Regions from separate parts of the Homo sapiens genome. Here region 1 is linked to region 2. A link is a contact called in ENCODE Hi-C or POLR2A ChIA-PET data. All regions are on one chromosome and are shown on one strand. Each heading gives the region's core, a stretch centred on a gene start or an enhancer-like site at or near the end of the contact. The rest is flanking DNA. Distances are from core to core; before and after follow the strand shown. Region 1 holds the start of LINC00434 (long intergenic non-protein coding RNA 434). Region 2 holds the start of DIAPH3 (diaphanous related formin 3).

Region 1 (5,622 bases), core at 101-2,600, 100 kb after region 2:
CTCTCCATCTACAGCATTTAACCATGCTTACCAGCAGGGTGGAAACTTCCCTTGCCCCTGCCATGGGCCCATTGACCACTAAATGGAGCACAAGGATTGTTGGATTTATGGTGGTCCTTCTGCCAACACATCCTACCTGTTCCAGGGTGGCAAGGCTTGGGTCAGGGGCACCACTGATGCTTGCATACTAAGGCCCAATTTATGTGGGCCTGGCCATAAAACCGTCTTTCAAGGAGAAATCTCTGAATTAGCCACAGGAGGCTTAGTAAGCTTAAAGGAGGTAGTGGATGTCCTCTAGGCCAGGGCCAAGAGAACAGCTGCTGTACTTTAGCCTTCTGTCCCCATTTGCCATCAAAGGAGTAAGCCCCCCTCTCAAGGCGGTACCAGTATCCTGTGTCCCAGTTGACCATATTTTCTTCCATCCAATACCAATTATTGAATGGTTGAAACAACAATTCAACGGCTCTAAGACCTGTGCCTATGCACCACAGATTGTACTTGAGAGGCACCAAGGAAGGGGAAAATTTATCTGGGGAGCAATGGAGGAAATGCCCTAAGGCTTCTATTATCCACATGAAAATTACAGACCTGCCTTTAAATTGTCCTGATGTGGGGGACCATACACCATGGTGGGGAACTGGCCCTTCAAAATAGCCATCAAATGGCGACATCTGCCTAAACCCTGGAGGGAACCATGAACAGGGATCTTTTGGGCACCACCTGAAGAATTAAAGACTTCTAAATAGGGAATCTTGATCCTGCCTAGCGGGAATAACCTTGCTTATGAGATTAGGAAAGAAGTCTAACTGGCGGACATTAGGACCCAGGAGGCAGGAGTCAGAAGATGTGGCTGTCTCACGCTCAGTAACCTGTGCAGGGGGAGCCTCTGGTGGGGCCATGGTCTCAACCAGGATATCCGGGAGACTAAGACGTCTGCTGAGCACTCCCGGTGTACCTTGGGACCACCACAGAAAGCAAAAGAGTTGGAACTGGTTCCAGGCCAACCGGCCAACCAACGCTCCCAAACCCGAAGGGTCAGGGGTTGTCACAGAGCCCTTTTCCGGACAGCCTGACACCTGTGTCTTTAGTCCGGTGGCCGTGCTAATCGCCTTTAAGTGGCCAACAGGTGCCCGGTTTAGCCTCCGAATTCTAAGGAAGGACAGGACAGAATAGCAAGTGAAAGAGGTCCGATCATACTCACCATGTGACGATCTAGATGCCTTTCCTGGAGACTCCTGGCTGGCTCGCCAAAATGTAACACGTAAGGTTCTTGCCTAGCCACACCAAAGAATTGGTGTGGCAGCTGACCGCAGCGAGTGATAGACACAAGGACTGATAGAGAGAAAAAGCGGTAGGCTTTATTGAGCAGAGTGAAAGTACAAAGCTTCCACAGCGTGGAAGGGGTCCCTCCCGAATGGGTAGCCAGAGTTAGATTATACAACTGCCTTTTAAACTCTTTAAGGTGGGAAATACGTGCAGCGGGAAGATGTTACCAGAGCAAGAAAAAAAGACAACCATTTGTGACATGTCTTAGATCTTAAGGAAAACCGGAATTGCAACTTAGGTTTTATTTATTTTATGACCTCGCAGCGGCATGGCAAAGGAGACAGCATCTTACAGGACTTTACAAAGTATGTTCACAAGGAATTGGGATTGGGAGTATAGATAAGGTCCACTGGTCACAGAAAAATGGCCAGTTAACATTCTTTTTACTTTAGTTTCGGGGGAGGGGGAAGGGGAGAGAGGGAGAGAGGACACAGAGAAACGTACAGGAAAATTTTCGCTGTTTATGGCTTTCTTGGGGAAGAAAACACATGCAGAAATCCTGGTGTTAGGAATAGTTTAAGCATGTATCTTCAATATTATCCATCCAGGACCAAAGTAAGTCCTGATGCAGGAAATAAGGGAGTTTCACAGCTTTCTGAGCCCCTACTCGACCCAGGAAGCCCAGCCAGCCCCTCCTCTCACCACTGCACTGGGCTGTAGAGGAAGGCAATAGAAGAACAGCATATGTAAAGTTCCTGAGAATGGAAAAAGCATGGGGCCTTTGAGTATTGAAAGAAGGTCAGTGTGGCTGCAGAGTAGTGAGAAAGGGGAAGGGGCCGGGAGATAGTTGAGTTTTGTGAGACAGGAAATAGCCAAATCATATGGGGTCTTTGTAGACCATAGTAAGGAGTTTGGATTTTATTCTCATGCAGTAGGAAGCCAATGAATGGGTTTTAATAGAAAAGTGACATGTTCACAGATCAGGTCAAACTCATGGCAATCCAGAGTAGCCATTTTGCAGTAGGGTCTAAAATTTGCTTGTTAACTCGAAGGAAAGGCAGCCAGTAATGATCTGTGATATAAGAAGATGACTGTAGTTGTTGTGGAGAAAACCGGTTTTTGGAGTCATGTCAGTACCCAGTAGAGAAGCCTGCAAAATAGTCAATGTGAGATGGTAGCTTAGACTAGAGTGTCAGTGGTGGAAGTGAAGAACAGTGGAAGGATTCGATGTACATTTTCAATGTAGAAATGACAGAGAGATTGTGTTGATACGGTGTAACCAGAATGAGTATCGTTGCTGAAGTGGAGGAGTTTGGGGAGATAAGAGTGGTGGGTTGCCTTGATTGTGTGGTTTGGGACTGCCTTGTTGCTTGTGAGATGCTGGGAGATGTCTGAGAGCAGATAGCTAGCAGGAACCTGCAAACCAGAACTCTGAGGAGAGGTTTTGGGTGTAAAGTTGGTATTCGGGGGCATATAAATGGAATTTAAAGTCATGGGAACTGAAGAGATCCCCTAGAAAGAGGGCAATAAGGAAGAAAAGAGAGCTCAGGACTAAATCCTGGGGAAACGCAACAATTAGAAGTCAAAAGGAGATAGGGGTTCACAAGGAGTGTGAGGAGGATTTGGCAGAGAGATAGAAGGAAACCCAAGAGAGGATGGTGTCAATTAAGGAAAGAGTTAAGGGTAGAAGGGGAGAAAGAAAGATAAACTGCCTACTGTATTGAATACTGGTAAGGAAGAGGCTGGTTCTTAATTTCAAAGAGCATAAACATCAAATCAAATTTAGAAGTATTTATCATACTTATTTCATGTGTATTTCACCTACTATCATGTTTCTCCTGCAGGAGTGATGACTACTATCTGATTCATGAGCACTGTCAAATCTCATACTTTAAAAAAAGACTTTAATCTTTTTTTCTTCATAAATTTTGATTCTCCCTGAATTCTCTGGATAATTTCCACAATTCTCTTTATTTTGCTAACATATGCAGAATCTATAATCTTCAAGTCTTCACTTTTCAAATGCAAAACTATTTTAGAAGCAGTTTATTGTCTTTTGAAAATTATCCATGTTCATTTAAAAACAGATTAGCTCTTCACCTTCAACGTATTTGAATTGTCATGTTACAGGAGACTTGGAATATTAAGCTTATCGGAAAGTTAGGACAAGTTTTCCCTAGAGGGTGGAGAGTAGTTTTAAATTCGAAGTGGAAAAAAAGTTCCATATCTTAAAATAGAAGCAAATTTTTTCTCTGTTTCACATTCTCTCAAGATATCCTCAATCCTTTTTAAACTCTCTATTTATTATTAAATACAAGCAATTTAGCTCCTTTGTAAGGTTATGCAAATAACTCATCCAGAATTAGCATTTAACATGCAATTCTTATATCCACACAAATGTTTTGTATAAAGTTGTTTTAAAAAGATTCAAATCTTTATAATTAGGAAGGGAAAATATATTAATAGGAATAAAGGGATACTCTGCTAATCTCCCATATGTAAATTAGCTTATAATTTCCATCATTTACTTTAGAAGCAACAGAACAATGGAACTTTTATTCTTCAATATTGCTGTCTCTCTCCTTCTCCAGCCAGAAAGTCTGTGCTTATACATGTATATCTAAAGAAAAATAACAAGGAATGTTAAATATTTTAGTTTTGTGGGAGAGAGATGGTTGGGTAACTTGTGAGTGGGATTGAAGTTGATACTCTGTGCTTTGGCAGCCTAAGGGATAAAATGCAATGTAGACCCTCTTGGGTTCTCATTTCAACTGCTTGCATTTCCTTTTGTTCTTTGTTAGTGGGGCTGGATTCACTCCTGCCTACCTGGAACCTTCCTCCACAGCTTCTCACTCCTTCCCCAATCTTTACATAGAGGACATTCTCGTAGAATGTATGAGGAAATTGTTCATTTCCTTAAAGTGCTTTCTCTTTGCTTTAGTCTTTAGCTTAGTCTTTGGAAAAGAAGATCATGCAAACTGCAGATAAACATTGGTTAACAGTATAGGCTAGGTTCTTCCATCTCACTTACCTTCTGGAGCTTGGCTTGTATCTTCCAAGATACCAGAAATCAAGTGCACTGTCCTGGGAGTTTGGTATAAGTTGGTAAACTGGAAGTAGGATTATGAAGGATTCAAAACTAAGTCAGACAAAGAACTGTTGAAAGGATTAAGTCGTTGACCCTGGAAGTGGAAAGGGGAGCTCTGAAGAGACTTTAAACAGAAAGTGGAGGCTGAGGCTGAGCGTGGTGGCTCACGTCTGTAATCCCAGCACTTTGGGATGCCAAGGCGGGTGGATCACTTGAGGTCTGGAGTTTGAGACCAGCCGGGCCAACATGGTGAAATCTTGTCTCTACTAAAAATACAAAAGCTGTAATCCCAGCTACTTGGGAGGCTGAGGCAGGAGAATCACTTGAACCTGGGACGCAGAGGTTGCAGCGAGCCAAGATTGTTCCACTCCACTCCAGCCTGGACAACTGAGTAAGACTCTGTCTCAAACAAATAAAATAAAATAAATAGAAAGTGGGTTTAAATATGTGTCTTACAGTTGCCAAGTGGTAGAACTAGGAAAATGGGTGAAACGTTTAAGGGATGCATGTTTCTCCTTCAACAAACATTGAAGAAACTGCCAGGTATCGGGTAGAGCTCTGAGAAACTAGATGCAAGATGGAAATCAGCACTTATTCACTTCAAGGAAGTTACTGTCCAGTGGGAAAGACATGCAAGCAAACAATTATAACAGATCATGATAAATGCAAACAATACGTATTGTATTCAGTGAGAGAATAGAGGAAGGCAGCCTGTATCTGCCTTGGGGACAGATCTGCTTGGACTATCTGCTTGCGGGTGCCAAGGGCAGCTCCTCCATCCTCACTGACACCACTTCATGCAAAATTCCATTATCTTTCATCTGAGTTTCTGAAACTGTCTCAGAGCTGGTCTTCCTGCCTTCAGCTTTGCTGCTTCAATTCTTTCATCCACATTGCAGACAAAGTAATATTTCCAAAAAGGAAAACCTGATTCCCCCACTAAAAGCCTTCAATAACTTTTGATTACCACAAAAACAAAATCCAAATGCTCAAGGGCCCCTGCTTCAATCTCTAACCTTTTCTTGCTCCCCACATTTAAGCTCTATTTACAAAGAACTACTTGCCACTTTCCTAAGTCACCATTTCTTCCTAACTCCTGGGCTTCTGCACATGTAGCTCTCTGCCTGAAACCAGCTTCCCTCAAAATCCACACATATAGAAGTAAAAAAAGAGAACAAGTTTGCATGCACACACATATTGTGCATATATCCATGTGCACCCACCCCCACACACTTCCCATTTCTACCCTTGCCTTACTAACTCGTTCT
Region 2 (5,626 bases), core at 1,468-3,967:
ACCTGAAAAGATTTAGGATAACGTCACTTCATCCAATCAAGAAAAAGCCAAGAACTAACTTGACATCTGCAAGAACAGTGACTGACTTGACACCTACAAGTACAATTACTTTCTGAGGCATTGCTGGGAACTTTGATGGTCTCAAAGATCCCTCTCCATCCAAAAAACAAGAGTTACTGGTGTGCAATCAAGAGCAGTGAAAGGTAGGCAAACTGGGAAGAGCTGCTCAGGAAGCAGTCTTGAGACTGGGATACTGAACTTTAGTACAGGAACAGAGTAGAGCTGTGCCTGGAACTTCTGCCCATGTTAAGATTTCCAGTTCAACAGGAAGGTGGTCCAAAATCAGTAGCATGCCCAGGCTCCTTGGCAGACAAACTCAAACTATCTCCAAAGAAAAGCATCTCTGGAATCCTACAGGTGAAGATAAAGCAATGAGCTTACAAAGATAAATACACACAAGAAAGAGAGCAAGCCATCATGAATCTGAGTCAATGTAGACAGCCCAGGTTGCAAACAGCAGAACTGTCAAATAAAGAATAAGAACAATCAAGTAGGAAATGTCTAAAGAAATAAATGAATAAGAAACAAAGGACTATCAAGAATGCCCAGACAGATTTGAAAAATAAGCAAATGGAACTTATTAAAATAAAAAATAATTGCTAAAATCAAATATTCAGAAAAGTAGCAGATTAGACATAGCTGATAACAAAATTAATGAACTGGAAGATATAACTAAAGAAATTACCATATAAGCAAGAACCTAAATTAGTTTCAAAGTACCAAGAGTCCAAATTACTTCTAAATTAACTGGAAGTCATGATTCATACCAGACTCCCACCCAAAAACACAGTGTTTTAGATGTGTTTTTTACCTTTACAGCTTAAGAGTGTTATCTTTTAGATGTCATTTCATCTTTATGAGAATCCATTTAACAAATGGCATGCTGAGATGGTCAATGTGACATACATAAGAATGAAAAACAGCACAGAGACTGGAAACCAAATGATGAAATCCTTCAATGAAACTTAACATAAATACTAATTTAGATCCTGTTTTCATGACCTCCTTGCTGGGAATGAGTCACAGAAAATAACACCTCCTGTATTCTGGACCACAGAAGTTAAAACAAAATAAAATAAGATTATTAACCCAGAGAGTAGACTATAAAAGGAAGAAAAGTCATTGCCTTAGTGGATTCTTCTCACATTAGGCAAAAATCTTTCATTGGGAAGTTAACTCTGTCCTATTCATTCTTCAGATTTGTCAAGATAATGATCAAGTCCATACTTGATCCTTCTGCAAAATGTCACTATTCCTATGACCATTTTGATACTTAATTTGGCATAATTAATCTATGCTGTTCCTCATTTTCAATTAATCTATGCTGTTTCTCATTTTCAGTATTCTGATATATCTCATGTATCAGAATATGGGCTCTCAGTCTTATTCAACTATTATTTTTAACTAAATGTTATAGTTAGCAACTGGTTCACAAACCATTATTCCCTTAATTTGTGAATCATGACTTAAATTTCTCACAATTTTTACTTGCCCACATAAGGCAAATGCTGTACTCTCTCTCTCTCTCTCTCTCTCTCTCACACACACACACACACACACACACACACACACACAGTTTTTCCATATTCCTAAGGAAAATGGTGGAGTGGTCAATGTGAAATTTCAATTCTGTTGGACTCATCCCAAATCTATCAACCCTCTATGTGATTTATTTACACACACAAACCCCAAAATAATCATCACTGCCTATACTTTCACTAGTTGACACCAACGAAAAGACAAGGTGTTAATCATGACACTTTCCTTAAGTGTTAAACACAAGCAAACCAGAATAGCAAGTTTCAAATATTTAGAATTCTTTCCAAGCTAAGCAAAACATTCTTTAGCAGTGACCACACCACCCGCCAAGTTCTAAAACTAGCTGTTTCAACTTGGAAAATTATATCTACCTTAAAAGTTCTTATATGTAATTAAAAGTTCTTATTAAAATAATAAGCAGAAAAAAAACCTGTCACCTAAAAGTTCATTTTGATATATCTTATACCCTCTTACACTAGGGAGGAAGGGAGAACTTCGACTTAAAAAATGCAATGTCCACCTAGATGACGTCAATACATATACACGTTTGAACTGCTTTTCACATCAGCGTTAAGAAATTTGGGGGCAACACAAAGATCTGGGCATTTGTCACAGGATCCAACTACAACTAGACCCGGTCGTTGTCAATCTATGATCTTTGGCACCTCTGGATCTCTAGAATAAAACTTGGTCCCCAAGTTCTTGTGGGCCCACCCTCGGCAGTCAGCCCTACGGCGGGGCGGGAGCGGCCCCACCCTAGCTCCAGGCGATACTCACAAACTTGGGGCGCTTCTCCCCAGGCTCCTCGGGGCCACTGGGCGGCGGAGGGTGTTGGGGGCCCTTCCTGCGCGGCATCTTGCTTTCCCGGCAGCCGCGGAGAGAGGCTGAGGAAGGGTAGGGAGTCCCAGCGGCTGAGCCTTGGGCCGGGTGGTGCAGCCGCGGCTGGTGCCGTTCCATCTTTCCCCGCAGCTCCGGGGACCGGAAAGAAGGTGGCCACTCAGCAAGCCGCAAGCTGGAAGCTGAGGGATCGACAACAGGTTTTACTCCCGGGGTCCGCCACCCAAACAGTCAGCACAGCCTAGCCCAACCGCTGAAGTCGGGGCCGCAGCCAACACATCTGAAAACTCCCGCCACCCGTGTTGGCCCGGGACTGGCCAATCCCGCGCCGCCGGATCAATGACACGCTGAGGCACCGCCCCTTCCGGGCACTGCGAAACATGATTGGCCTTGCGGCCTGTCTATGCAGCCGCTCAACCCTTCCGGCGGTCCAGGCCGCTCACCTTAAGGACGCAGAGTGGCGTCAGATTTGGAGAAGCGCCGGGGACCGTGGAGGAAGTCATCGGCCTGGATTTCTTTGGATTTGCAGATAGGGTTCCAGCAGAACTGGAAGGTGGGCGAGACAGGCCCTGCGCCACCATTTGAGCAGCGCTGGGATATAAAACCATCTGCTAGCCCTCTCCTTGCACGTCTGGGGCTGGAAAAAGTAGTTCTGGGACTGGGTACGGTGCTGGAAGGGGTACTAGGCAGGATGAAACGACGGGGCCCACGACGCTCCAAAAGGAAGCCTTCTGGACATATTTCCTGCCTAAGTGCTCGCTCTGGGGTGGCAGAGGGGTCCACCCAAAATCAGACAGAGCTAGGCTAGGCTGAGCCCTTCAGGAGCTCACAGTCTCCTGTAGTTTCCAAACCCTAACACAATTAACCAAGGAATGTAAATGTCTATAGCAGTTGTTTTAGAAGTTCCTTGAGAACAAAAAGGGAAGTTATTAAATCTGAAGGAGTGGATCTGGAAAGGTAAAAGGAAAGCTGCATAGGTTTTCACTAGGCAGGAAACAGTGGCAGGGCATTCATTTAAAAGGCATTCCATTCCAGGCAGGAGCAAGGCCAAGAAAGCATAGAGGTGAAGAAACTTTAAGGTCACATAACAAAGGGCCTTGAACTGAAACCATGCAAAAGAGTTTGTTGTGTAAACCCAAGGTCAAGCTACAAGGCAAACACCGTTTTCTCAACACATCAATATACCCTCTTTAAAAATGAGCTTTTCCTTGGAACTATTCCTTTAAGATATCTGTCTTCTGATTATATGGAGGTGGTGTAGGCCAAGACTCGGAAACATGCAGTATTGATTTTGGTACAAGAAACAACTCTAGGTACTCTGAGGAGTTTGGCACAGAGGTTCAAAAAATGAGCCTTAGTTCTCAGTAAGTCTTCACACTACAGCTTTTCTTTTTTAATATTTGTTTTACTGTGCCAGACTCTACAGCTCTGTCCTCAAAGAGCACATAATCTTTAGGGAAACTTACAGGAGAACAGCAAGGTCAGGAGAACTACAAGTAGTTCCTTATATCTTGATGACAGACCCAGATACAGATTTTATTCCTGCCATTTACTAGCTATTTGATACCGGAGATGACGTTTAACTTTCTTTGCTGCTTCATCTACAAAAGGGGGGTAATTATACTAATACCTATGAAAGAGGGGCATTTTCAGGCCTAAATAACATAGCATATGTAAAGCCCTTAGAGTTTTGTCAATGCTCCTACAGGAATACTGTAGTTGAAGAAGTTGGGATTATTACTCAGGGAGGGAGAACATGCACTATGGGGAGCCATGAAGTGTCTTAGGTAAATGGTATTAGAAAGCACTTAAAGGATTTGGGCTTTGATTAGGTGATTTGGGAAAGACTCCGTGGAAAGAGGTGGGAAGGGTTGCTCAAGATTAAGTGCCTTCAGGAAGTGGAGACAGTTCAGTGATTATCTTATCTAGGAGGATGGCAGGCTAAAAGACAAGCCTAAAGCTGTAACTGACAAGCATTAGTCATCCATATCATGGAGAGAGGGGAATGTTTGATTTTGAAAGACAAAACAAATTAAAGATCTAATTGGCTTTTATTTGCAATTCCAGAATAGGCAAAACTTCATTCTCTAAAATAGAATCTGTTCCAATGAGCTAAGCAGAGGAGGTTGGCTTTATAGGCAGAAAAAAGCTAGAGAACAGAAATAAGGAATGAGAAGCAGATGAGTTGTTTCAAAGTTACTTTCCTTATAGGGTTAAAACAGGGGAACTTTCTTAGCATACCAGCTCAGATAAACTTGGCCCCTTCTGATTGGGTGCTATGAATTTCCTGCTTTTTGGAAAACTGGCTGGTTTCAGAGTTGCTTTTGATTATGTGGCAATACGCATGAGGGACCATTCTGCTTTGGTCTGGTCTGCCGGAGCCTAGTGCAGCAGATTAGTCCAAAACTAAGGTTAGTCTATAATCATTTCCCATGAATTTATTTAACATTGATATTTTCTGATTTGCATACTGACCTTGTTATTGTCTGTGCTTAGACAAAACATGGAAGTGATCTTGTTTTGTCTCACTTCATCATGGTCACAGAGTGACCCTGTCTGATATTGCTGTTCTGTGAGATGCTGTTCATCAGGAGAACAACATGGCCTAGCTATGAGTGTCAGGCCAGTTTCTAAAAACACTGAGGCTTAGCTATAAGTGTCAAACTAGTTCCCTGATGTCAGGGACTGCTCCTTTCTTTCTCATGTCTTTGCCACATAGAAGGTACTAAATATAAGTAAACAGGAGCCATGATAATTAATTTTCAAGTTTACGTACAGCACTCTGAATTTTTTCTCATAGAAATGCACTGGAACTTCAGTGTACTAGTGAAAATATCTTTGTATAAGTTTTATGTTTTTTAAAGTACATTTTATATGTGTGCCCCAACATACTTAAACCTCATAACAGCATGCACTGACCCTCATTTTGATCACCCAGCGAGATGATACACCCCAGTGAGTCAATAGTCATGGAAATAGAAAGTTGAAGGTGAAAAAAAAGGCCTGGAAAAGCTTGGAATCTAGGAATATATTTCTTCCCTTTATCATTTCTGTTCAGTGTCAACATCCAGAAAATTATTAATGCCTTTCTTTTGATGGCTCACTCTTATGGACCATATGAGAAAGTTGTTGAAAGCTGAGGGAAGGAAGTGATTATCCTTAATCAATTTTTTTAAATGAGATGTCATTT

Evidence for each region. A loop is a pair of places that touch in the nucleus more often than their neighbours do. ChIA-PET counts read pairs that join two places held with the same protein, here RNA polymerase II (POLR2A). Pooled maps may share reads with other maps.
Region 1: a loop to region 2 is called in a map of CD8-positive, alpha-beta T cell, with 4 times the contacts of the local background. The contact joins the promoter of LINC00434 here to the promoter of DIAPH3 in region 2. A Hi-C loop is called at or near these places in 3 of 168 maps with a recorded cell type or tissue (CD8-positive, alpha-beta T cell, Caco-2 and naive thymus-derived CD4-positive, alpha-beta T cell), 8 of 37 single-sample maps with no recorded cell type and 10 of 50 pooled maps. POLR2A ChIA-PET finds 5 or more read pairs at or near these places in 4 of 52 experiments (Caco-2 and WTC11).

What each region holds. Positions count from the first base shown.
Region 1 is chr13:60,266,754-60,272,375 of GRCh38, forward strand. It overlaps LINC00434 (long intergenic non-protein coding RNA 434), which reads right to left and starts at 1,351. Exons shown (of 3, transcript NR_047022.1): 1 at 1,202-1,351.
Region 2 is chr13:60,161,211-60,166,836 of GRCh38, forward strand. It overlaps DIAPH3 (diaphanous related formin 3), which reads right to left and starts at 2,718. Exons shown (of 28, transcript NM_001042517.2): 1 at 2,377-2,718. The coding sequence starts at 2,556. It overlaps LOC105370227 (a long non-coding RNA gene), which reads left to right and starts at 2,847. Exons shown (of 2, transcript XR_942001.2): 1 at 2,847-2,989. RefSeq lists enhancers at 3,107-3,156, 4,245-4,539.